Linked DNA regions of Mus musculus: region 2 is linked to region 1. The links are chromatin loops, found by intact Hi-C in ENCODE. Cell type or tissue: heart. All regions are shown on one strand. Links, peaks and the distances in the headings refer to the core of each region. The heading gives the core; the rest is flanking DNA. Region 1 overlaps Reps2 (RALBP1 associated Eps domain containing protein 2). Region 2 overlaps Txlng (taxilin gamma).

Region 1 (12,972 bases), core at 4,922-9,921:
GTGTCTATTCCTTGAGTGTCCCAACTCCCTTCTCAACACCTCTCAGCATACCTGCTGCCCCTCTTCCCAAACCACAGAAAAAAAACATAGTAAAGACTAAAAACATTTTAACATGCTTTATAACAAAAATTTTCTCCTGGAATCCACCCAGTCCCCCAGACATGGAAGTATCAAAAATGGCTCATACACAGTCCACCAAACAATGCAATGTAGCCTTACAAGGCTGTCTTCTAATTTAGAGGGAAAGATTATTAGTTCTATGACTGTTTGTTAAAGAAAAAGACCTTATAGCTTTGAACTACCCTACTGAAGACCAATTAGAAATACTAGGATATATCTGAAGATGCCAAGCTTATAGTTGGCTCTTTAAGATTTATAGTCTATCAACAGGGGGATTCAGTACTTGCCATCCATGACTGTCAAAAGAAAAAAACAGTGATATTGGTTCTAATCCACCCAGAAGGCACCATAAATAGAACATATGGTTTATACTTCCTCAGATCATCCCTATAACTTGTATTCTAAAAAAATCTTCAGATGTCAAGGATTCCCTGGTGTCCAGACATCATTTTAAGAAATAAGTGTTTGCTGTTAGGCATTCAGAAAATATAGCTAAGGTTTATGATGTATGATAAAGGCCTTACCTGCTTGCAAGTACTCTGGCTGCAGAGTTGGAGGCAGGCCCTCTGGCAGTGGGTAGCCGTTCTTCCGGGCTACGATGAGATGGAATGCAGCACAAAACTCGGACAAGGTCAGGGCTCCATCACAGTCAGCATCACTGAGTTCCCTAGAAGATGAAAGATGTCATGAGTTGCCTGTCATGCAGCATCAGCCTCAAGCACGCACACACAGTTCCCAGATTCCTGCCCATGGCCTGTGATAATCTTAAAGTTTCCCAGGCAAACCCATGTGAAATCCCAGGGGCCAATGAGAGGGGGGAAAAAAGCTGATTTGTGGCAGTACCATCAGTGGCACTTTGTAAATGAAAGTGGAAATTCTTCTGGCTCTCTGATAGGTCTGGTTTTTTTTTTCAACACTAAGACAAGGCATAGGAAACTCTAGTGAGAAAAAAAAATGATGCTTGGGTTTTTGCAGTTACCTGACAGTTGCTCGATAAGCGCAGGCTGTGTGGTGTGAAGAGTGCTGGACTTGATGCTGGAAATGAGCCAAGGGAGGGCAGAGCCAGCCACTAAGTTCATTCAGACTACAGACATAGGCACTTCTCTCTCTCTTTTTTTTTAATTTTAAGGGAAAATGGTTTGAAGCAGTGTGCATTTTGGTAGCAAGTTAGTCTCTACATGAGAATTTTTTCTTAGAAAGCCGGGCATAGTGGTATATACCTGTAAGCCCAGCACTTAGGAAGCAAAGGCAGGCCGGTCAGGAGTTCAAGACTAGTCTTAGCTACATAGCAATTTCTAGCCTGAGGTACATGGGACCCTGTTTTAAAATATGGACACAGAGATGGGATGAGCAAAAGGAGAAAGAGGGAGGAGACAGAAGAGGAGAGGGGAACAGAGAAGACGAGAGTATATAGGAATACAAAGAGGTTCAAGAAATACTGGTTGCATCATAGTTTAATATAAAAGTAGTAACTAGTAAAAGGCTGGTACTGGAAAAGAGAAACCTGAAGAAAGGGAGTCTTAAAAAGGCATGTCTCTGCTTCAGTCACCATCTTTCACTAAAAAACACAGGCCTATTCATTGAACACAAAAGAAGCCTATTTGCTAAAAGAACTAAGGTCCCTTAAGCACCAACATCTCTGTGGTATACAGACACAAGCAGACTTGTATTAGAACAAGTGTAGAAATGACTCATGTAAAAGTGTACTAAAAAGATACTGCTATTGGGGGAAAAAAATCTCTAAGGGAAGGTCTATAACTTTGCGTTGGACCATTTGCATCCTCCTATTCCCCAGGAGACTGCTGCTCTCATTCAGAATGCAGCAGCCCTGAAACAGCTGCTCCCCAGGGTGAGGCATCTGGGAACTGCGTCAGATGCCGGATGGAGAGTATGCCATTTAGCCTTCATGCATTTGTCTCTACAAAATGACAGGAAGCCTCACAGGGTAATGTTAAGGCTGGGAGTTCTGCCAAAGCAGACGCTATTCTTTTCAAAATGGTCATTTTTTTTCCTACCCTTAAAATCTAACATAAGACTTGTTGAAAAAAAAAAAAAGACAAACTATATATGCCAAAAAACGTAAATCCAGCTCAAAATCCCAGCTACACTGGCAAGCACGATATACCAGGAATAGTTTTTCAATAAGATCAACAATATATGGTATGTGATTCTAAATTCTAAATTCTAAATTCTATCATAATTTTGTAATGCCTCATGAAAAACTCTTTACATAAATATTCCAATGTTTTAATATATATTTACGATAGCATGATCCACAAAGGCAGGAGTTTATGGTGCTGAGCATTTTCAGACATGCAAAGAGAACCATCTGGACCATGGCAACGCAGTCCTCCTGGAGCTCCAAGTGTGGCAGGCCTCAGCAGCAAGGCAGAGCCGGCACTGCAGCTGCACTGGCTGAATTGGGGCCCAGCTGTGAAACACCTGCCAACTTTACAAAGTTCACAGGCTTCTAGAATAGACAAATTTAACTTCGTTCCAGAATGTTCTTGGACCTTCTGTTCACCCTACCTTATAAAATATTATGAAGAATGGCTTTTCAAGGTCCCCTGGCTCCTTGCCTCACACTAAGTTAAAAATATGAAAATAAAACGTATGACAGATTGTCTCACATGTGCACAACTGCCTAGACTGAAATCAGGATGGGAAAAAAATAAAAGTAGGGAATTCCTTTTCTTATGTGTAGATGCACGTGCATGTCTGTGTGCACCACATGAATACAGTGCCCTGGGAGGCCAGAAAGGGTGTTGAGTCCCACGGAGCTGGAATTACAGGCAGTCAGGAGTGCTATGTGGGTGGGAAGAACCAAAACCACCCCTCTAGAAGAGCAGCCATCTCGCTAGCCTGCAGAAATTACTTTTAAACTAGTAGCTAACACGTAGGGCTCCCTATGCAGGTCTGATACTGCTCATTGTGATTTTCATAGGGTAATTTATTTAATCTTCATAGCAACAAAAACCTGAGTTCTATTCTCTCTCAATCAGTTTTAAAAATCATCCAGAAAATAAACTTCTCAGGACTGGGAGTGGGGCCCAGCAGGGGAACACTTATCTGGTGTGTGTGAGGCCCTAGGTTCAAACCTTAACACCACCAAAAACAAAACCAAAAATCGAAACTTACTTGAGAGGCTGAGGCATGGCACTTGCTGCAAGTCTGAGGCTAGCCTGAGCTACACAGACAGTGAGTTACAGGTCATTCTAGACTACAGAGTAAAACTCTCTCTCAAAGCAAACAAAAATTACATCTTAAAAAATCAAAACAGCGAAAAGATGAGTCTATGATCACACTTGGCAACAAACATACTCACCAGATATAAGAGAGTTCTGGAATGGAGAGCTTTGATTTGGTGAAGAAGTTCTTGGCCACAGACCCTGTCAAGAGCCATGATTTAAGTCAGCATTACTTGTCTGAAGCAGCTTGGATGTGCAAGCGAATTGTCATGTTTTGCTTTAACGATCTCTACCACATAACCACAAACACTTTTATTCCTCAAGCAACAACAATTACAAGGACTTTCATAAAAGCAGCATGTGGCTTGCCTAGCACATCTGAGGGCCAAAGATTAGTTCTTCTTGTTGCAAAAATGAGAAAAGTACAAATAAAAGGGATATAGAATATGTAAAAAGAAAAAGATGCAATGACAAAATGCTCATGACAAATACAAATAAGATAAACTCCTGCTGTGTTTACCAAAACTGCACATTTTCATTAAAAATGCCTAAGAAAACATTCAAAATTACTTAAGTAAATGAGAATATGTTGAGTTTTATACTTAGAGAATGGAAAAGCAATGTAGAGGCATGGAAAAATGGTAAGTGGAACGAGAAAAATTGTATCATTAACCCTTCCAAAATATTGAGAAATAGTTTTGACAAAATCTGAGATTTCCCGGCAGTGATGGCACATGCCTTTAATCCCAGCACTTGGAAGGCAGAGGCAGGCAAATCTCTGAGTTTGAGGCCAGCTTGGTCTACAGAGTGAGTTCTAGGACAGCCAGGGCTACACAGAGAAACCCTGTCTCAAAAAAAAAATTCTAAGATTTCTTGGTGGCACTTTGAACAATGTAGCCAGAACTTTTGTCAGTTGAAATTCAGCAATCATCCCATTGTCCCAGCTGCACTTGAAATGCTAGCCTTCACTGACATTTTTCTTGCTTTCATGCTCCCAAAGGTTCCACAATTCAAAAGCCTCATTTCCAACATAAGAGAGCATTAAAGCCCCAAATTTTGTTCTAAGATAAGTCAAAAGACTCCCAGCGCAATTAGAAGTGCTCTAATTGGCTTTAAAAACAGTAAGAATAGGTGGGAATTTAGTTGGTAGATACTTGATTGCCATCTGCAAAGCCCCAACACTACATAAACAAACAGAAAAATCAGGCCAGGAATGGCCTGCACACCTTTAATCCCTGCACTTGACTAACAGAGGAAGGCAGGTCTCTGTGAGTTTGAAGCTAGCCTGACCTACATAGCAAGTTCTAGACCAGCAGGGGTTACATAGTGAAACACTGTCTTCAAAATAAAATTTAAAAAGGGTTATAATGGATCCTAAAGCAACACTCAACTTTCTTTTGATAAATTATTAAAATTCAAAAGCAAAGTATCAATAACCCAGTGAGCCTTCTCCCTAAATGTATTCTGTCAATAATGCTATCACATGACTCTTGGCTACCAATGCAACCGACCACCTTGTGAAACACCTGACATACAAAACTTGTTGGCTCATTTACCAGCTATCCTATAGCAACCAAGATATAAAGGCATTCTCTTCTCCTATCAGTCTGTCGTCTGCTGGATCCATCCTCTTCAAAGAACAGTAGCTGATGCTGGCTTTCATACTGGAGACTATTGTACCATAGAGTCTCAAAAAAGTTAGGTGGAAGGCATTGGGAAGCTGACAGCTATCAAATTCAGCTGTGTCCCAGATGTCACCAGCTAAAGAAGGAGCAGAGGAGAAAGCCTGAGTCCTGTCTCCTTTGAGTGCACCATGTGAGAAGTCCTCATTTTCACTCCACCTCCTCCACTAAGCCACAAGAAAAAGAGACTCCATTTATATATCCATATAAAGAATATATATTCATATAAAGAATGTTTATAAGAATGTACAGCAGTGGCCTAGGTCTGCGAGGTGGAGAAGACAGGAGGAGGGAGTCACTGCTACTAAGTGGGTGGATTATAGAGGGGTGATAGAAAGGTTCTGAACTTAGGTTATGAATCTTGTCTGTAAATGAACTAAAACTGCTGACTGCACAGTTCAAATGGTAATATTTATGGTATATGAATTATATTTCAACTAAGTTATTTATTTTAAAAGACATCAACTAATGCCATTCATGAACTTCTTCATTGTAATCAAACTAAACATTTTTTAAAATTTTATGAGACAGATAATTCTGAACAATGAAGAAAGACTTGATTGTGTTAAAGAATATGTGATTTTTTTTCTCACATGTATCAGTGAGTTCTGGTTATGTTTTTCTAAGACACCCAAAGATATATTCTGAAATATTTTTCAAATCAAATGGTCTGGCAATGGTATTTCAAGATCATCCTTGCTGAGAGGGAATATAGAGAAAACTGCCAGCACTTGTCCGTGGGGATTTTTTATAGCTGTAAGTCAAGTTGAATCTACACTTGAAATTCTGCAAAAATAAAAAGGTTGAAAGACATTTTCAAAACACCTCAAACGATTTATCCATATTTGGCTAAATATGTGCATATATTGCGAAAAGAATCAGATGAGCAAGAGTATGGAATCTGGATTTCTGTTCATATATTCTAAATCATGATGGTAAAACTCCTTTGTTATTTCTAGACTATTCTACCTTCCATAAGGTCATTTATTACTAATCACCAAAATGATGTTTGCCTTTACATATATAAGAATATATCAATTATATACCTTATTTCACAGAAAATTAGTCTTAATCCATGCTTGACTGTTAGCTTAGAATGATCAAACCCACAGATATTCTTTACATCTGAAGGGTAAGAAGTTGTTTTATCCTTTTTTCTTCCAGACTCTAGGATTTCACTGTTTGTTCAGCCTGGTAAAATGAAGGCACATGGGAACTAAATCAATTCCTCTCAGTTTGAATGTTACATGAGGGCACAACAGGAATGCAGACATCTGAAGATAATCTAGAACTGATATTGAGAAGGTGCTGGCCAGTCTTCCTTTCATATCTCAATTTCAAGAACCATGAAAGAAAGGCTTAAGCCAAAGAAAATGAGCATGAGCTTAAACTTCTGGGAGCATAAAACCTAAGGGGACCTCTGCCGGAAGGAAGGAGGACAGGCAGGAAGGCAGGTTACACTTTGTCTTTGTTCTGGCTCTAATATAATGAGTAAGCAATTGAAGGTGTCCCATGGCACTGTCATCTACTGTTCCACGTGCTTTAGCTGATAAGGTGCAGGATCTAGACTACGTTCCCCCAAATTCACATTTACCCTTCTGCAATAGCAGTGTAATTTTCCCCACATCATTACCATTTTTTTTTCTGCATGACTTATATTTGATAAGAAGTTGTACCTTAGAGGAATACAAATTGGAATCAAAGAAGGTTATAATATTCATTTTGTATTTCTCAAGATGTTCTGTAGTTATTCACATGGGCCCCACGTTCCAGGACACCATGTTCTCTCACCTGAAATGAAGGAACTCGGGTCTGGCTGGAGGGACCGAAACTGATTGACGTAGTACTCCCGCTGTTCTTCAGTTATCCTCCAGGGCTCATCTGGGTAATTACTGTTGTTCTCCTGCGGTTCTCTCTCCACTGAAAAGGACTTTAAAAAAGAAAGTGCTCACAGAACGTGCCTGTCATGAGATGAGGTGTAAGACTTAAACACCAATGAATGTTATTTTGTATTTTTAAAATTTTCTCCTGAAAGGAATAAACATAACTGTCTCATAAAAAGAATTTAACCAAAACATAAACTATAATATAAAGGAGACAGCAAGCTTCATGGTTTTTTCTATCTTCAAAGTTAACAGGAACATGAATTACTGAACAGGTAAAGAATGATGACAGGTTTTAAGGCCACCATTCTTCTCTTCAACTATTCATCACATCTGACCCTCTTAGATTGGCTAAGTGGTTAATAATAAAATTTTCACATGTATATGTATGGCATGTTGGGGGGCAAAGATGATATAAGGAGTCTTCTTCAATTTATCACACCTTATGTATTGAAACAGAGTTTCTCAACTGAAGGTTTCACTCTGTTAAGTCTACTGTAGTTAGCCAGCTTGACCCCTGACTCCACATTCCAAGCACTAGAATTATAGGTAGGCTACCATGCCCAGTGGACATTAAGCAGATTCTAGAGACCTGATCTTGGTCTTCACATTTGCATAACAAGTGCTTTATTTGCTGAGCCATCTCCTTAGCCTCAGATTCTCTTCTGCGCTTCACAGAACATATGGCAACACTATAACTGCATAATCTTTTAGTTTCATATATTTTCTTTGTTTCTTTGTTTGTTTGTTTGTTTGTTTGTTTGTTTTTGAGACTGAATCTCATACTGTAGCCCAGGATTGCCTAGAACTCACTATATAGCCAAAGTTAGGTTCAGATTTAATGATTTCTGCTCCTTAGTGCTGGGATTATTGATGTGAGCTATCATAACTGTGTTGCTCTTCTTCTCCTGTTGCATTTACATTGTATAAATTCAGGAGTCAAAATTTCCAAGCCCAATCCAAGTCCCTGGGTCCTAAGTCAGTATCGCTGAATCTACCCTTCACATATATGAGTTGGGACTGTTTACTAAGTACAAAGCTGAGCAATGAGAACCACTGCCATCAGCAGGGTAACAAAGGGGTGCACCAAACCTGCCACTAGAGGGCAGGCAGGCATGCCAAATTTGAAGATTTAAGAGCTCAGAAGCCCAGAACGCAATGCAGGAGCAAATAAAAGCTAGTCTAGGCTTTCAGAACAGACACAAAATGGAAGTGCTGAGAGAAACATCTGGGGCTTTGCTCCATCTTTCCCATCCACCTTAAAACCATGTATTTTTACCATGGGCCATGTCCATGGAACCAAGAGGTGGTCACAAAGAAGGCAAAAGGAAACGAGTAAAGACAAGACAGGTATCGCTGCACAGAAGTCTTCATGCTAAATGTTGATCTGCTGCATCGCCTGCTACTAATGGAAAGCCCTGCTCCCTGGGAGTGCATTATTTCTCTCCTGGGAAAGAGGCCTCCCAACCTAGTCCCTCTTCATTCTAGCCCATGGTTGCTCCTTCTCCAAGCTCATAATTGGAGACATTTTGAGAAATTGAGAAATTTGAGAAAAAAAATCTATTAATCTTGCAGCTACTTTCTTTCCTATTTATATTACTTCATGCCTGAGTAGCGTGAGTCACTTTTTAATAGGTCTTGGTCTATTCTACCTGGCCATCAGGACTCTTGCAGTCCATGCTACTCTTTGCTGACTTGGTAGGTTTGTAATTCCCCAAGTGCTCACGTCTTACAGACCAAACTCAGGTCTTCTTCCCAGGAAACTCTTCTTCTGGTGCCAGCCTGATGAAATCCTTCCCCTTCTTACATCCTTCTGCTCCAAAGTGCCCTTTCCATATTTCTACCATATGTACATCCATGCCTACACACATAACTGAGGTCACTTCCTGCCCCAACACAGTCTGTTACAAAGGTAAGCAGCAGCTAAGTGTGGCTGTGTGGATGAATGACATGACTCATACCTGCTATCATCTGGCTACACGGAAACAACAGTAATTGGGCTCATAACACACTGGCCTCTGAGATGCTTTGGCATTTGTACTGGCTAGTTTTGTGTCAACTTGACACAGCTGCAGTTATCACAGAAAAAGGAGCTTCAGTTGGGAAAATGCCTCCATGAGATCCAACTATAAGGCATTTTCTCAATTAGTGATCAAGGGGAAAAGGCCCCTTGTGGGTGGGACCATCTCTGAGCTGGTAGTCTTGGGTTCTATAAGAGAGCAGGCTGAGCAAGCCAGGGGAAGCAAGCCAGTAAAGACTATCCCTCCATGGCCTCTGCATCAGCTCCTGCTTCCTAACCTGTTTGAGTTCCAGTCCTGACTTCGTTGGTGATAAACAGCAGTATGGAATTGTAAGCTGAATAAACCCTTTCCTCTCCAACTTGCTTCTTGGTCATGATGTTTGTGCAGGAATAGAAACCCTGACTAAGACAAATTGGTACCAGCATAGTGGGGTATTCCTGTGACAACCTGACCATGTGTTGAGGAGGACTGTGGAAGGACTTTGGAACTTTGGGCTTGAAGATCCATTTGTTGTTAAGAACTCTGTCAGATGTTGTGTAGGAGCTTATGATAATGTTGAGAACAGTGCAGAAGATGGAGGCCTGGCTTGTGAAATTTCAGAGGGAAGATTAAAGACTCTTTTCAGGGCCATTGCTGTTTTGATTGTGAAGATTCTGTAGTTCTGGTTAGCGGGGGCTGAAGAATCAGCTGTGATTAACAAGATACCAGAACTACTAAAGCAAAATCTTAGGATTACTGGGACTATTGATGCTGATTAGCTATAGCTAAGAAATTAGCGGTGATTAAGAAGAGACCAGCATCATTGAGGTGACATCTTCTGGGAAGTGTTTTCTGAGAGCACAGAGGCTGTATTCCAGAGATAGCCAAGGTTGTACCTTGTGCTGCAGTGGGACTTCGTAATGTGTAAGAGTCACCCAGGTGGTACTGGATTTGAAGGCATGCAGAGCAGCTGAGGCTCGGCACTGTGAGAGGCCATGGAAGGCCATTGGTGAAGGTACAGCCTCAGTTGAAGTTGATGGCCCAGGACTGAAGGGGGTCATGCAGCATTTTGGAGATGCCAGTACCATGAGATGACCACCAAGAACAGCAGCAGCAGTGCAGTACAGGCAGCTGGAGTCTAGAAGACAAGCCGTGTGCTATAAAGGACAGGACTGGAGAAGTGACCCAAGCCCTTGGAGGAGCCCAGAAGATCGTGAGTTGGATCCCAGACATTGGACAGTTGGAGTTTAATTTTTGCTTTTGATTGTGACTGTGCCCTGATATTTTTCCCTCTTGAAGGAAGAAAATATTTTAGTGGATCCCACAGTTAAGAGACTTTTAATTGTAAAAAAGACTTTGGATTTTAAAAGATACTGGACATTTTAAAGGGATTGACTTTTAATGTGTAAAGACTGTGGGACTTTTAAAGTTATTTAGATCTTGGGGATGAATAAGAAATTAAGGGTTGAGGCTTACTAGTGATGTGTTTGTGTGTCAAGTTGACAAGGGGTCAATTGTACTGGCTAGTTTTGTGTCAACTTGACACAGCTGCAGTTATCACAGAAAAAGGAGTTTCAGTTGAGGAAATGCCTCCATGAGATCCAACTCTAAGGCATTTTCTCAATTAGTGATCAAGGGGAAAAGGCCCCTTGTGGGTGGGACCATCTCTGGGCTGGTAGTCTTGGGTTCTATAAGAGATCAGGCTGAGCAAGCCAGGGGAAGCAAGCCAGTAAAGACTATCCCTCCATGTCCTCTGCATCAGCTCCTGCTTCCTAACCTGTTTGAGTTCCAGTCCTGACTTCGTTGGTGATAAACAGCAGTATGGAATTGTAAGCTGAATAAACCCTTTCCTCTCCAACTTGCTTCTTGGTCATGATGTTTGTGCAGGAATAGAAACCCTGACTAAGACAGGCATTGAGGATGGACCATCTAGAGACTGCCATACCCGGGGATCCATCCCATAATCAGCCTCCCAACGCTGACACCATTGCATACACTAGCAAGATTTTGCTGAAAGGACCCAGATAGAGCTGTCTCTCTCTTGTGAGGTTATGCCGGGGCCTAGCAAACACAGAAGTGGAGGCTCACAGTCAGCTATTGGATGGATCATAGGGCCCCCAATGGAGGAGCTAGAGAAAGTACCTAAGGAGCTAAAGGAGTCTGCAACCCTATAGGTGGAACAACAATATGAACTAACCAGTACCCACCAGAGCTCGTGTCTCTAGCTGCATATGTATCAGAAGATGGCCTAGTCGGCCATCATTGGAAAGAGAGGCCCATTGGTCTTGCAAACTTTATATGCCTCAGTACAGGGGAATGCTAGGGCCAAGAAGTGGGAGTGGGTGGTTACGGGAGTAGGGGGGAGAGTATGGGGGACTTCTGGGATAGCATTTGAAATGTAAATGAAGAAAATACCTTTAAAAAGAAAAGAAGTAGTTTTAAATAAAAAAAAAAGAAGATGCATGTTCTTAGAAGAACAACCTTTGTCAGATTAAAGATATGAATAATACAAATACAAATCAACAAACAGAGAAAGCAAAACCTGAATAGATACACAGCCAGGCCATGAGTCAGAACAAGGGCCAGGTGCAACTTAAGCTATGAAGCAGCAAGAAGAGTCTGTGAGATTAGGACAGAACCGATATAGAGAAAGGAGTAGGGTGCATGCCTATAATCCATGCATCCAGGAGGCTGACGTAGGGGATCATGAGTTCAAGGCCAAGCTAGGCTACATAGAGAATTCAAGTTCTACACAGTAATACAGTGTCTCCAAAAAAAAAAAAAAAAAAAAAAAAAAAAAAAAAAAAAAAAGAGGAAGTGGCCAACTCCTAGAAGCAGCCCATTTTGGGTCACATAAACACTTCCAGTGCAGCACAGACCTGGGTGGAGTTGCCTCAGTCTGGCCCAGGTGAAAAGCAGAGCTCATAGTTAACAAAGTATATCTAGAAGAGGGTAGGAACCCCAGATAATATTCAACGGGATGATAAAATATTCAGACTCCAAGTCACAGAGGGATCACCTCACTGAAATGTGAAGACAAGGAAGAACAGTTACAACCATTTGAGCAACTGAAGCCAGAGACAAATGTGGCTTACAGGTAAGAAGAGTTTGGAGAGAAATGAAAGAGAACAAAACCCTCACACAGCCATCAGCACAGAAGACCCGCTCCAGAACTGAAATTGTAATTCAGAGCCTCTTCGTCAGTATCTAAGGACCATCTTACTGCAGGACCCAAATACATGGAACCACCACCTCTGAGGTAACCCCCAAATCAGTCAAAGTTATGAATAAAGTAACTTGAAACAAGTAACATTCTGTCATGAATAAAGACTTGAAAGTTCAGTCACCTATAAGAAATTAGCAGAGACCAAGGGCACTGAGAAATAGGAGTAAGCATTTTATGGAGACTCAGCTACTCAAGCAGAAGCCAGAACCAGGAAAGGCTCTTCCTTCAAGTACATCCTAATGAGCCTGCCTGTTCAACCCCAGCTCCACTGGTTTTGTTGGCTGGGCAGAGATATTTGCTACTTGATGCCAATTTTGAGTTTTGCCAGTAGTTTGAAGGAAAAAAAGACAAGAAAAAAAGAAAGAAAAACCAGGGTGATGGTACATTTTGGATCTAGAGGTAGATCCAAATGGACCAGGAGTTTAAAACAAGCCTTGGCTGCATAGTGAGTTAGAGGTTGGCCTGAGCTACATGAAACTCTGTGTTCAAAAAGAAAAACAAAAAACCTGAGGAGAAGGAACATTCTTCCACATCTGTCTACACAATCTACAAACATATGGCACATTATACGGTTTCTCCAGACCCAGGAGAATTATATTTGCTTATATTCAAAACATTCAATTCCTTGATTTTGTTTCAAATGAAATGCAAATATTTGGTGCTTCAAGTTATTGTCTCCAGGGAAAACATGCTGTTTGTAATGAAAGAGCCATCAAAAGACTTATTAAAAATAATACTATTCATAAAATACCCCAAAATGAAATTTACCCTCAAAGTACCTTTAAAAAAAATCACAAAAAGGTGAACAATATGAATTACAAAGAAATATTGTCTGGTAGAATGTTAAAAGGGTGTGTATATCCTGTTTTATCC
Region 2 (12,972 bases), core at 2,666-7,665, 270 kb after region 1:
AGATGCCCCTTGGTCTTGCAAACTTTATATGCCCCAGTACAGGGGAATGCCAGGGCCAAGAAGTGGGAGTGGGTGGGTGGGGGGAAAAGCATGGAGGACTTTTGGGATAGCATTGGAAATGTAAATGAAGAAAATACCTAATAAAAAAAATAGACAGGGGGCTCAGAACTGAACAAAGAATTCTCACCTGAGGAATAACGAATGGCAGAGAAGCACCTGAAAAAATGTTCAGCATCCTTAATCATCAGGGAAATGCAAATCAAAACAACCCTGAGATTCCATCTCACACCAGTCAGAATGGCTAAGATCAAAAATTCAGGTGACAGCAGATGCTGGCGTGGATGTGGAGAAAGAGGAACACTCCTCCATTGTTGGTGGGATTGCAGGCTTGTACAACCACTCTGGAAATCAGTCTGGCGGTTCCTCAGAAAATTGGACATAGTACTACCAGAGGATCCAGCAATACCTCTCCTGGGCATATATCCAGAAGATGCCCCAACTGGTAAGAAGGACACATGCTCCACTATGTTCATAGCAGCCTTATTTATAATAGCCAGAAGCTGGAAAGAACCCAGATGCCCCTCAACAGAGGAATGGATACAGAAAATGTGGTACATCTACACAATGGAGTACTACTCAGCTATTAAAAAGAATGAATTTATGAAATTCCTAGGCAAATGGATGGACCTGGAGGGCATCATCCTGAGTGAGGTAACACATTCACAAAGGAACTCATACAATATGTACTCACTGATAAGTGGATATTAGCCCAAAACCTAGGACACCCAAGATATAAAGTACAATTTCCTATACACATGAAACTCAAGAAAAATGAAGACTGAAGTGTGGATACTATGCCCCTCCTTAGAATTGGGAACAAAACACCCTTGGAAGGAGTTACAGAGACAAAGTTTGGAGCTGAGATGAAAGGATGAACCATGTAGAGACTGCCATATCCAGGGATCCATCCCATAATCAGCTTCCAAACGCTGACACCATTGCATACACTAGCAAGATTTTGCTGAAAGGACCCAGATATAGCTCTCTCTTGTGAGACTAGGCCGGGGCCTAGCAAACACAGAAGTGGATGCTCACAGTCAGCTAATGGATGGATCACAGGGCTCCCAATGGAGGAGCTAGAGAAAGTACCCAAGGAGCTAAAGGGATCTGCAACCCTATAGGTGGAACAACATTATGAACTAACCAGTATCCCGGAGCTCTTGACTCTAGCTGCATATGTGTCAAAAGATGGCCTAGTCGGCCATCACTGGAAAGAGAGGCCCATTGGACTTGCAAACTTTATATGCCCCAGTACAGGGGAACGCCAGGGCCAAAAAGGGGGAGTGGGTGGGTAGGGGAGTGGGTGGGTGGGTATGGGGGACTTTTGGTATAGCATTGGAAATGTAAATGAGCTAAATACCTAATAAAAAATGGAAAAAAAAATAGACAGTTACCTGGGAGTTCCTTGTTTACTCCATGTGACCAAATATGAATGAGGGAATCCCTTTTTTGAACAGGAAACCCAAATTTAAAAGAGTGTTCTATCAGTCATTTACAAAATCAGTCTAAGGAAAACAAAAACACGGTCATAGCTGCTGTGTAGATAGGCGCATCTATCTACCTTTCTTTCTTTCTTTCTTTCTGTCTGTCTGTCTGTCTGTCTTTCTTTCTCCCTTCCGTCTTTTCTTTTCTTTTCTTTTCTTTTCTTTTCTTTTCTTTTTTAGAATTTTTCTGAGACAGGGTTTCTATGTATAGTCCTGGCTGTCCTGGAACTCAGAGATCCACCTGCCTCTGCCTCCCAAGTGCTGGGATTGAAGCCATGCACCACCACTGCCTGCGAAGGCACAGATTTCAAACAGACATAAGATAACCTTTTGTGACATCACTTCAAAACAACAAATCAACTAACCTTTAAGGTCTTATTATGACGCTGAAGTTCCCTGCAAAGAGATTCCAGTTTGCTTCTTGCCAAGATGGCCTTGCTGTGTTCACTCTGAAGGTGAACTTTCTCTTTCACAATCTGGGCTTGCTTCTTCTGCAGAATCTTCATTTGTTTCTGAACATTCCTGCTTTCTTCCAGCTAAAATGAACAAGTACTTTTTTTTACATTCAGAAAGCATAGTGAAAGCCCTCATTCCCTCAGTGAAGGCTAGAACACTCAGTTACCACTATGTGATTTTCTTTTCTTTTTTTAAGACAGAGTCTTGCCATGTAGCCTGGTTGGCCTACAATCCTCAATCCTCCCCTCAACCTTCGGGTGGAATTACAAAGGATTCAATACCTGCCCCCCCCCACCTCTCACACACCCACACACAAGTCTTAAAAAAAATAACTGGCTCATCACCCAGAGAGAGGGACCTGTAAAAATGTGAGCATCAGGAACATTTCATTCAATCAGGATGAACATTCAGATGGCATGGCATCAGACTGTAATCACAGCACTCAGGAGGCTACAGCAGGAGGATTGTCACTATTTCAAGGTCAGTCTAGAGCTATATGAGTACGATGGCCTGCCTGGGTTATAATATTAGCCCCTATCTTTACATACAAAACAAAACAAGCCAACTACTAAGCTAGAGAGCAGGCTTAAGCAGAGAACCAGAGTTCAGATCCCAGGAGAAGTCTGTAACTGCAGCTCTAGGAGATCTGATGCCCTCTTCTAGCCTCTTTAGATAATGCATTTATATGCACATCACCCCAACCCAGTGGTAGAATACTTGCCTCCCACAAGTAACACTTGGGGTGAGGATCCCATCCTTAGCATGACTACAGGGCGGCAGGGAGAGCCCAATACTGCACTGTATAACTGTATTCCAACTGTTTCATGCTATTGAAACCACTGACCTCCTCCCTGTTCTAGTTGTAAAGGAAGTAAGCAATTTAGTGTGGAAGGAAGACAAGACCTTAATCTTTCTTCAGCCCCCAAGATATACATCTTCAGAACAACTTTTAATTATTCACATTCGACTTTAATATCCAAATTTTGTACAACTATTATCAGGCCACAAGTTGCCCAAGAGTACAGAGTGAGATGGAGATTAGAATCTTGAAACCTTCCACATTGACCTGGGGACCTTGATTTGTCACCTTTGCCTGACTTCAGAGATTAATTATAGCTATTCCTGATTTCAAGTCAGTGATTCATGGGCAATTTAGGCTTTTCATTTTCCAGTTGTAATCTATTTCTTTTCTTTTTTTTTTTGTTTTTTTCAAGACAGGGTTTTTCTGTATAGCCCTGGCTGTCCTGGAACTCACTTTGTAGACCAGGCTGGCCTCAAACTCAGAAATCCGCCTGCCTCTGCCTCCCAAATGCTGGAACTAAAGGCATGCGCCACCATGCCTGTCTGTAATCCATTTCTTCTGTCAGAGTTTCATCTTTTGAGTTTAACCCTTTGCAAAATGTGCTAACCCCTATCCTGGCCAGAACTGGTAAGGCCAATATCTCTTGAATTTCTGTTTGTTAGTTAGCTGTCTATAGACTACTTCCTAGCTATTAAGAGCTGCTGAAGGGCTGGAGAGATGGCTCAGAGGTTAAGAGCACCGACTGCTCTTCTAGAGGTCCTGAGTTCAATTCTCAGCAACCACACAATCACATGGTGGTCCACAACCATCTGTAGTGGAATCTGATGCCCTCCTCTGGTGTGTCTGAAGACAGCTATAGTGTACTTGTATACATAAAATAAATAAATCTTTAAAAAAAAAAAACGCCTTTAATCCCAGCACTCGGGAGGCAGAGGCAGGCGGATTTCTGAGTTGGAGGCCAGCCTGGTCTACAAAGTGAGCTCCAGGACAGCCAGGGCTATACAGAGAAACCCTGTCTTGAAAAACCAAAAAAAAAAAAAAAAAACAAGTTGCTGAAACCCAAACATAAAATACAGGATTACTGGGACTAAAGAGAAGGCTCAGTCATTAAGATCACTGGCTATTCCTCTAGGGGACCTGGGTGCAATTCTTGGCATCCACATGATTCTCATAATCTTCTGTAACTCCCTGGTTCAATTTCTAGCATGTAGAAGCAGCTTACAACAGTCTGTAACTCTATCTACTTCCAGGGAGTCCAACACCCTCTTCTGGTCTCCGAACACCAGCACACATATGGTACACAGGAATACTTGTAGACAAAATACCCACATACATAAAATAAAAACACTGTAATTAAAAAATGGGATTACCGGGCTGGTGAGATGGCTCAGTGGGTAAGAGCACCCGACTGCTCTTCCAAAGGTCTCGAGTTCAAGTCCCAGCAACCACATGGTGGCTCACAACCATCCGTAATGAGATCTGACTCCCTCAAGACAGCTACAGTGTACTTACATATAATAAATAAATAAATCTAAAAAAAATGGGATTACTGTGCTTTTGTCTTTATTTTTATTATAAAAGAAGCTGATGTTGTGTTAACAAGATCAGATGGCTTATGGGGAAGCTTGCCATACAAACCTTATGGCTTGAGTTCAAATCCCCAGAACTCACTCTGAAAAGTTGTACCCTGTCCTCTGACATCCACACGCACACTGTGGCACTCAAGTGTCAGCACTCTCACACACACAAACACACACATACATACATATAAAAGCTGGAATTAATGTGTATGTTATTTAGAAATTAATACTCAACTTTATTTTTCTAAAAATACTCACAGACCACTGAACTAAATATAGAACTTTTTTTTTAACTAACTAGGACTCAGGAATCCTGCAATTTTAGGTTAGAAGCAAATGAATCCCTTTCAAGGTAACATCTATACTAACAGATAAGATGGCTACCTTCCTAACCTTTCTGAACAGCTTTTACTGAAGACATTGATGTGGAGTCACAAAGAGCAAGAGTGCCACCTTGTGGCCCATCAAAACCCACCAAAAGTATCACTGCAGGATATGGTAGGTCAAGTCTGCAATCCCAATACTTGGGAAGGTCATAAAGGCAAGATCAGGGGGTCAAGGTCATACCTGACAATGAGTTCCAGAGTGACCTTGGATAAATAAGGCTGTCTGTAAAAGACCAAACCAACCAAACAAAAACTTTCCAAACTATTTACAGGCACTACTTGTAGGAATTCGAATTCCTATGGGAAGAATTGCTGCTTTGGCATATGTGAAGTGTGGACTAGGCATGGTACTACAACTTGAGAAGCTGAAGTCAGACTGAACTACTGCAACTATCCCTGCTCCAGGGTTCCCACAATCCTGTGCTCACTAATCCTTTGCTGCCCCTTTTATGTTATTTCATCTGTATAGTCCTAAAATTCTTAAAAAGCAAACACCCTTTTGTTTTTCATTGTTGTGACTTTAGGATGGACTAGTACAACCAAGGAATTGGTATTACTTTAATAATTTCCATAATTTACACTACATTAATTAAGTAGCTACATTGTGACTCCAGGATGTCAGATTCTAGATTATATTGCTACAACTCATCAATATTGTTGAGGTTTTATTTGGGACACTGTGGGCCACAGGCTTTGTCATATAAAAAGGTTATTCTATGCTTCTCTCAGAGTCACATGGAGATAAAACTGGAAAAAGGCTCCTATGGACTTCATTTTAACAATTTGAAGGTAAGAAGTGGGGACCTTCAGGTTGAAAATTTGGGGAGGCAGGCAGGTAGGTATAATGCCACAAGCCAAGAAGGGCCCAGGTAGACAGAGATTCTTCTGGGAGAGATTTAGTTGTTTCAACTGGCTCCAACTGAGAAGGGGGAAAGAACAGACAAAAGAAGCTAGCCAGGAACAAAAGAGCTCAGAGTTAGTCCCAGCACAGAGGGTTCTTCAGGACCAGCTCCACATATAACACACTGTACATGTAGTACAGCACATCTCAGATGGAACCCACATCTACGTTGGCAGTATTCATGGCAATGTCATAGTAACCGAGATTCTAGCGGCTAGTTAGCTTCATGTCTAGCAGAGACACTGACAAATGAATCAGAAGTGCATCCCACACATCAGCCTGTATTCTTCCTCTGTGGAAATCTCTGATTGCTTCTTGCACTCACCATAGTACAAAAGACATGCTCCATGTCTGGTCAAATATGTATAGGTTTATGTATAGGTTTTGGAAAGTATCAGAATTACTGAGTGCCAATGACAAGATACCCCCCATTTTCTATCTATCTATCTATCTATCTATCTATCTATCTATCTATCTATCTATCTATCTTATGTAAGTGCACTGTAGCTGTCTTCAGACACTCCAGAAGAGAGCATCAGATTTCGTTATGGATGGTTGTGAGCCACCATGTGGTTGCTGGGATTTGAACTCAGGACCTTTGGAAGAGCAGTCTGCACTCTTAACCACTGAGCCATCTCACGAGCCCCCGTTACCCCCCCATTTTCAAAGCTTGCCATGTTTTTGTTGGTTTTTTTGTTGTTTTGTTTTGAGCAGAGTCTTAGTATGTAGCCCAGGCTGACCTCAAACTCAGAGACCCACCTGCCTGCCAAGTGCTGGGATTAAAGGTATATGCTGCCACACCAGCCATTGTGTATTTTTGGAATGCATTAAAAAAAACCCACTCTTAACTAGGTGTGGTGGTGCAAGCCTTTAGACCCAGGACTCAGAAGGCAGAAGACGACAGAGGACTGAATTTGAGGGCAATCTGGCCTATAAAATGAGTTCCAGGATAGCCAGGGCTACACAGAGAAACCAAACTGTCTTGTAACCAACTCCCCCCCCCCATCCCCCCAAAAGAAAGAAAAAACAAAAAAGAAACCCAGGGCTAGAAAGATGGCTCAGTGGTTGAGAGCACTGGCTGCTCTTCCAGAGGTTCTGAGTTCAAATTCCGGCAACCACGTGGTAGCTCACAACCATCTGGAATAAAATCTGATGCTCTCTTCTGGTGTGTCTGAAGACAGCTACAGAGTTCTCATATAAGTAAATATTTTTTAAAATTTTAAAAAATAAAAAGAGAGAGAGAAACCCACTATTACTTGTGGGCAGTTCAGAAAAAAACAGGTTTTAGTTGGATTTAGCCCACAGGGTACATAATACGTGTATTTTCCTGGTATACACATAAATGAAATTCTCCAAGGTACTGGCTTCTAGATGTTCAATTCATATGATATTACTAAACTTTTTCCAGAGTTGCTGGCAAATCTGTATACCCAACAGCACTGTACACAAGTTCTGTTCCCAACACCCATGTAGAGAAGCTTAAAACTGCCTATAATTCCAGCTCCAGAGGATCTGAACCCTCCTTCTGGCTTCTGAATATGAATGCGCAAAGACTCACAGATACATATGTAATTAACAGTAATTTCTTTAAAAAGTGGGAAATACAGAGAAACCTTATCTCGAAAAAAACCAACACTGAAAATAAAAAAAAAAAGTGGGAAATAAAGACAAGAGACCATGCAAATCTACTCTTTTTAAGTATATGAAGATTTTTTTTTTTTTTGGCTTTTCAAGACAGGGTTTCTCTGTGTAGCCCCAGCTGTCCTGGAACTCACTCTGTAGACCAGGCTGGCCTCGAACTCAGAAATCCGCCTGCCTCTGCCTCCCGAGTGCTGGGATGAAAGGCGTGCGCCACCACGCCCTGCAAAGATTATATTTCTTAATTTATGCCACATAAAAGATATAAAATGGACCAGGCATGTGGGTTCGTTAGGTGAGTCAGTGGTTAAGAACACTGGCTACTCTTCTAGAGGTCCTGAGTTCAATTCCCAGCAACTACAAAGTGGCTCATGACCATCTATAAAGTATCTGATACCCTCTTCTGGCATGTAGGTGTATATGCAGACAGAGCATTCCTATATTTAAATAAATAAAATTTCAAGAAGATTTTGTAGTTGTACCAGTGCTACCTTGTGAGCCAGCCTGGTGGTGATGGTGTAAGCCTTTAATCCCAGTACTCAGGAGGCAAAGGTAAGTAAGTGCAAGTCCGTGAGTACATGGCAAGCTTGATCTACACAGCCACGATCTACATAGAGAAACTTTCCAGGAAAGCCAGGGCTACATAGAGAAACACTGTCTCAAAAACAAACAAAACAACAACAACAAAGGACCAGGCATGATGGTCCAATCCTTTACTCCCAGCACTCAGGAGGCAGTGGCAAACACTGGTGATCCTTGCTGAATTCCAGGACAGCCAGGGCTACAGAGTGAAAGCCAGTCTTTAAGAGAGAGGGATGGAAAATGACATCTCATTGTGATCTTCTTTTCTGACCACTACATGAAGTTAATACCTCTCTCTATCTATCTTTATGGGTCGTTAGGGCAAGTTATCTCTGGTTTTCTACTTCTATGGAATGCCTCTTTCCTATCTTCTGCCCTGTTTTCCACTGGTTGGTTGTTCCTTTCATATTTGTAGATATTATTTTATTTTTCCATATTATTATTATTCTCTTGTGCTAGGAATTGAATCTAAGACCTTGTATATACATATAAGACAAATGCTCTGACTGAGATATATATACATCCCCAGTCCTAGGTGTTCTTTCATGGGTATCTTTTAAAAATGTTATGTGTGTGGGCATCTTGCCTGCATGTGTACCACATTTATGGTACTTTCCTAGTCCAAAGGCCAGAGAGGGTATCAGATCCCCTGGAACTGGAATTATAGTAGGTTGTTAGCTGCCATGTGGGTGCTGGGACTCTAATCCTGAGTCTTTTGGACAAGTAGCTAGGCACTCTTAACCACTAAACCATGTCTAGCCCCCTTCACATATTCTTGATACTAAATCTACCTGTGTTGAAAAGGTCCCAGGCTTGTAATGTTATCTTTCAAGGTACTTTGAATCCCTATTTTCCTGGTATACACTCAATCTGGGGCTGGCACATGCTAGGCAAGCATATTACCACTGAGATATATCTCTAGCCCTTTTTTATTTTAAAGCAGGGTCTCTCTCACTAAATTGCCCATATAGCCCTCGAACTAGTAATGTTCTTGCCTCGGCCTCCTCAATAGCTTGCATTATAGGCCCGCACTAACAGGTCCCAGTGTTTAAGGTATTTACTGGAGGCACATATTGATTTGCACAATTTGTATTTCTTTGCTTACTTATTGCATGTCTATGTACCGTGATATGACTGTGGAGTTAGGAGATAGCTCACACCTTCTCCCATGTGAGTCCTAGGCACCCAGCCCAGGTCATCAGGCTTGGCAGTACCTTTACCAACTAGCCTTTTTTTTTAAGATTTATTTCTTGTATATTTACATGATTACACTGTAGCTGTCTTCAGACACACCAGGAGAGGGCACTGCATCTCATTACAGATTGTTGTGAGCTACCATGTGGTTGCTGAGACTTGAACTCAGGACCTCTGGAAGAGCAGCAGAGACTACGTAACCATCTCTCCAGCCCCTAACTCAGTCATCTTGCTGGCCCACTGTTTTTTGTTGTTTGTTTTGTTTTGTTAAGATAAAGTCTTGTTGTATAGCCCAACTGACCTCAAACTCATAGAAATCCTCTGGCCTCAGCCCCCCAAGTGTTGGAATTACAAATGTGAACTGCCATACCTAGATTTGTTTTTTGTTTTCTGTTTTGTTTTTGTTTTTGTTTTTGGAGACAGGGTTTCTCTGTGTAGCCCTGGCTGTCCTGGCACTCACTTTGTAGACCGGCTATGTAGATGATTTGTATAAATGCTTTTAAAACTATTTAATTAGCCAGGCAGTGGTGGTGCATGCCTTTAATCCCAGCACTTGGACCTCCTGATACTAGAACTGGAGTTCCAGGTGGTTGTGAGAGACCTGTATTGAGATTCCAAGCCATGTCCTCTGCCAGATCAGTACACATTCTACTGTTGAGCTCAACTTGTCCATTTTGATAATGCTTTTCATGGCCTAAGAAACCCATCCCAAAGGTACTCAGTGGGTAAGATTGCTTTTCTGGACAAGCTTGAGTATATGAGTTCAAATCCCCAGTACCCATATAAAAAGCCAGGCATAGTTACATAAATACCTGTTATCCCTGTGTCATTTGAGGGAGGGGTGTGTGCTATGAGGATCACTAGTTCCAGCTTTAGTAAAAAAAAAAAACCCTTTCAAGACAGTAAGATGGAGCTGGAGGGATGGCTCAGGGCACTGGCTGCTCTTCCAGAGGTCCTGAGTTCAATTCCCAGCATCCACATGGTGGCTCACAACCATCTGTAATGGGATCCATTGCCATCTCCTGGCCAGCAGGCATACATGTAAGCAGACTATATGCATAATAAATAAATCTTTTAAAAAAGTAAGATAGAAAGACCCAATGTCCTTCCACTAACTTTTGTCATGCCCCCCACACATAAGGGGGAAGGTCAAGAGCCTTTACCACTTACTATCTCAACAAATGGGTTACAGAAGGAGTTGTCCAAGGCCAGCTTAGTCCATATAGTAAGTGACACAACAACCAAGGCTACATAAGACTCTATCTCAAAAATAACAAAAACAAAAGAAAAATAGATCTTTTCTTCCAAAGTTAGGAAAATATTTAACTACTAACAAATCTAAATACTATCTCAAAGATTTTTTTTTTAAACAAGGTCTTATATCCCAGGCTGGCTGGTCTCAAACTGCCTATGACACTATGACATTGAACTGCTGCTAAGCTTGCCTTTTGCCCCTGGGATTACAAGCGTGCACCAAACCATTATTTTATGCAGTGCTGGGGATGGAACCCAGAGCTTCATGCATACAGGTGTACTATAGGCACATGGCACACACCACATGGGAACACGCACGCAAACATATTCTTTCTCTTTCTCTCTTCTTCCCTCTCCCTCTCTCTCCATAAATAAAATAAACAACTCCTAACACTGAATTTTAGAAAAATCTATGCTAGCCAGGTACAATGGCACAAGCTTAATTTTAACTATTAAGACTCAGGCAGGGGGGTTGGAGAGTTGGATTAGCGGTTAAGAGCATTGACTGCTCTTCCAGAGGTCCTTAGTTCAATTCCCAGCAACCACATGATGACTCACAACCATCTGTAATGGGATCTGGTGCACTCTTCTGGTGTGTGTCTAAAGACAGTTACTCATATAAATAAAAACAAATAAATCTTTAAAAAAAAAAAAAGGCCGGGCGTGGTGGCGCACGCCTTTAATCCCAGAACTGGGGAGGCAGAGGCAGGTGGATTTCTGAGTTCGAGGCCAGCCTGGTCTACAAAGTGAGTCCAGGACAGCCAGGACTACACAGAGAAACCCTGTCTCAAAAAACCAAAAAAGACTCAGGCAGAGCTGGGTAGTGGTGGCGCGTGTCTTTAATTCCAGCACTTGGGAGGCAGAGGCAGGCATTTCTGAGTTCTAGGACAGCCAGGGCTACACAGAGAAACCCTGTCTCAAAAAAAAAAAAAAAAAAAAAAAAAGACTCAGGCAGAAGCTGAAGACTGCATTGCATCCACAATAAAACCGGACCCTGTTTCAAATACAAAGGAAAGGAAACAGTCTATACCACAGCTTAGCACTGTGGTGTTCACTATGTGCTAGAAAAATCAGCTGAGTGTGCTGGCATATACTTTTGATCCCAGCACTGGAAAGGCAGAGAAAGAGGCAGGCTAACTTCTAGGAATTATTTACTTCTAACATGGTCTACATAGCAAGTTCTAGGCCTGCCTAGGCTACACAGCAAGAATTTGCCTCTAAAAACCAATCAACCACTCACGCAATGAATAAAATAAAATAATGAAAATCACAAAAGACTAAAAGATCAGATTCTCTTTTTTTGAATAAAGTATTTTACATTTTAAGCTACACCAAAATTGTATTTTAAAAAGCTTATCAAGCACACACAACATATTGTTATATTTTATGGCCCTCATGGTTGTGATTGAATACTCACGAGATCAGCATATTTCTTACAGAGAGCTGCCAGCTTCTCCTCTGGGGTTGAAAGGGTGTTTAGCGCTTGCATCAGTAATAAAACTTCTTTTCCTAATGATTAACAAGGTAAGAAATAAGTCCTGAATGATAAGATCAAATATGACCTGTGAAGTCTACCAATACTTCCCATGTTCTAATCTCATAACAAAGTAATTTCTACCTACAACAAGAAATATGGTATTTGTCAGTTCAATTTTGTAAGTATTTTGACCTGGGTGTGTTGTCTCAAACCACTAGCTGCAACATGCAAAAGGATCTTCAAGTTCAAGACCATCCTGTGCCACAGAGTAAGACCCTGTATCAGAAGACCATAGCCAAATCAAACAAACTATTTAATGATACGGCTAAGGGGAAGAACAATTGCTTACCATGTCCTGGGCTTGATTCTCAGGAAGGTGAGGAGCTACTTTTACTTTCTGGATTAACAGACCCTCCTCTGTTTCTCACCCATTCCCATCTTAGATTTCTACACTAACACTGCTAAGAATTCTTATGGAAGAAGTAAATATTCCCTTGTCTAACCATTAGATGTCTATGTTAAGTCAAATGGCAAATTAAAAAACGGCAAAGAGGGGCTGGTGAGATGGCTCAGCGGATGAGAGCACTGGCTGCTCTTCCGAAGGTCCTGAGTTCAAATCCCAGCAACCACATGGTGTCTCACAACCATCTATAATGAAATCTGAGACCCTCTTCTGGGGTGTCTGAAGACAGCTACAGTGTACTTACATATAATAAATAACTCCTTTAAAAAACGGCAAAGAATATTTTTTAAAGATTTATTTATTTATTTTATGTATATGAGTATCCTGTAGCTGTACAGATGGTTGTGAACCACCATGTGGTTGCTGGGATTTGAACTCAGGACCTTCGGAAGAGCAGCCAGTGCTCTCATCCGCTGAGCCATCTCATCTCACCAGCCCAGCAAAGAATATTTTTAAAAGCTTCAATCTGACCAAGTATAAATTTAGACAGACTTTCAGTTGGTTTCAGTTGGACATATGCTTTGCCTATCTCAAATGTACATACTCTCCTATGTGCAATTAAGGAACTTACTGTCTAGTAATTGACTCTGCTACTCCTGTGTTAGCCAATGCTATCAAAAGCAAAAGAAGAGCAAGACGACGGCTCCCTGTGGTGGGATGGAAGGAAGGCATAACAGTATTTTAAGGACTCTGAC

What was found. A loop is a pair of places that touch in the nucleus more often than their neighbours do. Peaks named below come from ENCODE experiments on the same cell type or tissue, not always from the same donor. Only the 100,000 strongest peaks of a DNase experiment are listed, where the experiment ranks them.
Region 2: it touches region 1 in a loop (9-fold over the local background); 3 of 42 quality-filtered maps call a loop at or near these places.

What each region holds. Positions count from the first base shown.
Region 1 is chrX:162,519,477-162,532,448 of GRCm38, forward strand. Reps2 (RALBP1 associated Eps domain containing protein 2) reads right to left here. Exons shown (of 18, transcript NM_178256.4): 6 at 6,782-6,920; 7 at 3,446-3,509; 8 at 645-787. Among named protein-coding and RNA genes, the nearest start is that of Reps2, 120 kb to the right of the region's middle. In heart, for the core only: a CTCF peak has its summit at 7,970 (motif pointing right); no DNase peak of the experiment used is centred there.
Region 2 is chrX:162,795,731-162,808,702 of GRCm38, forward strand. Txlng (taxilin gamma) reads right to left here. Exons shown (of 10, transcript NM_178935.5): 3 at 11,755-11,846; 4 at 1,910-2,080. Among named protein-coding and RNA genes, the nearest start is that of Txlng, 27 kb to the right of the region's middle. In heart, for the core only: a CTCF peak has its summit at 4,835 (motif pointing left); no DNase peak of the experiment used is centred there.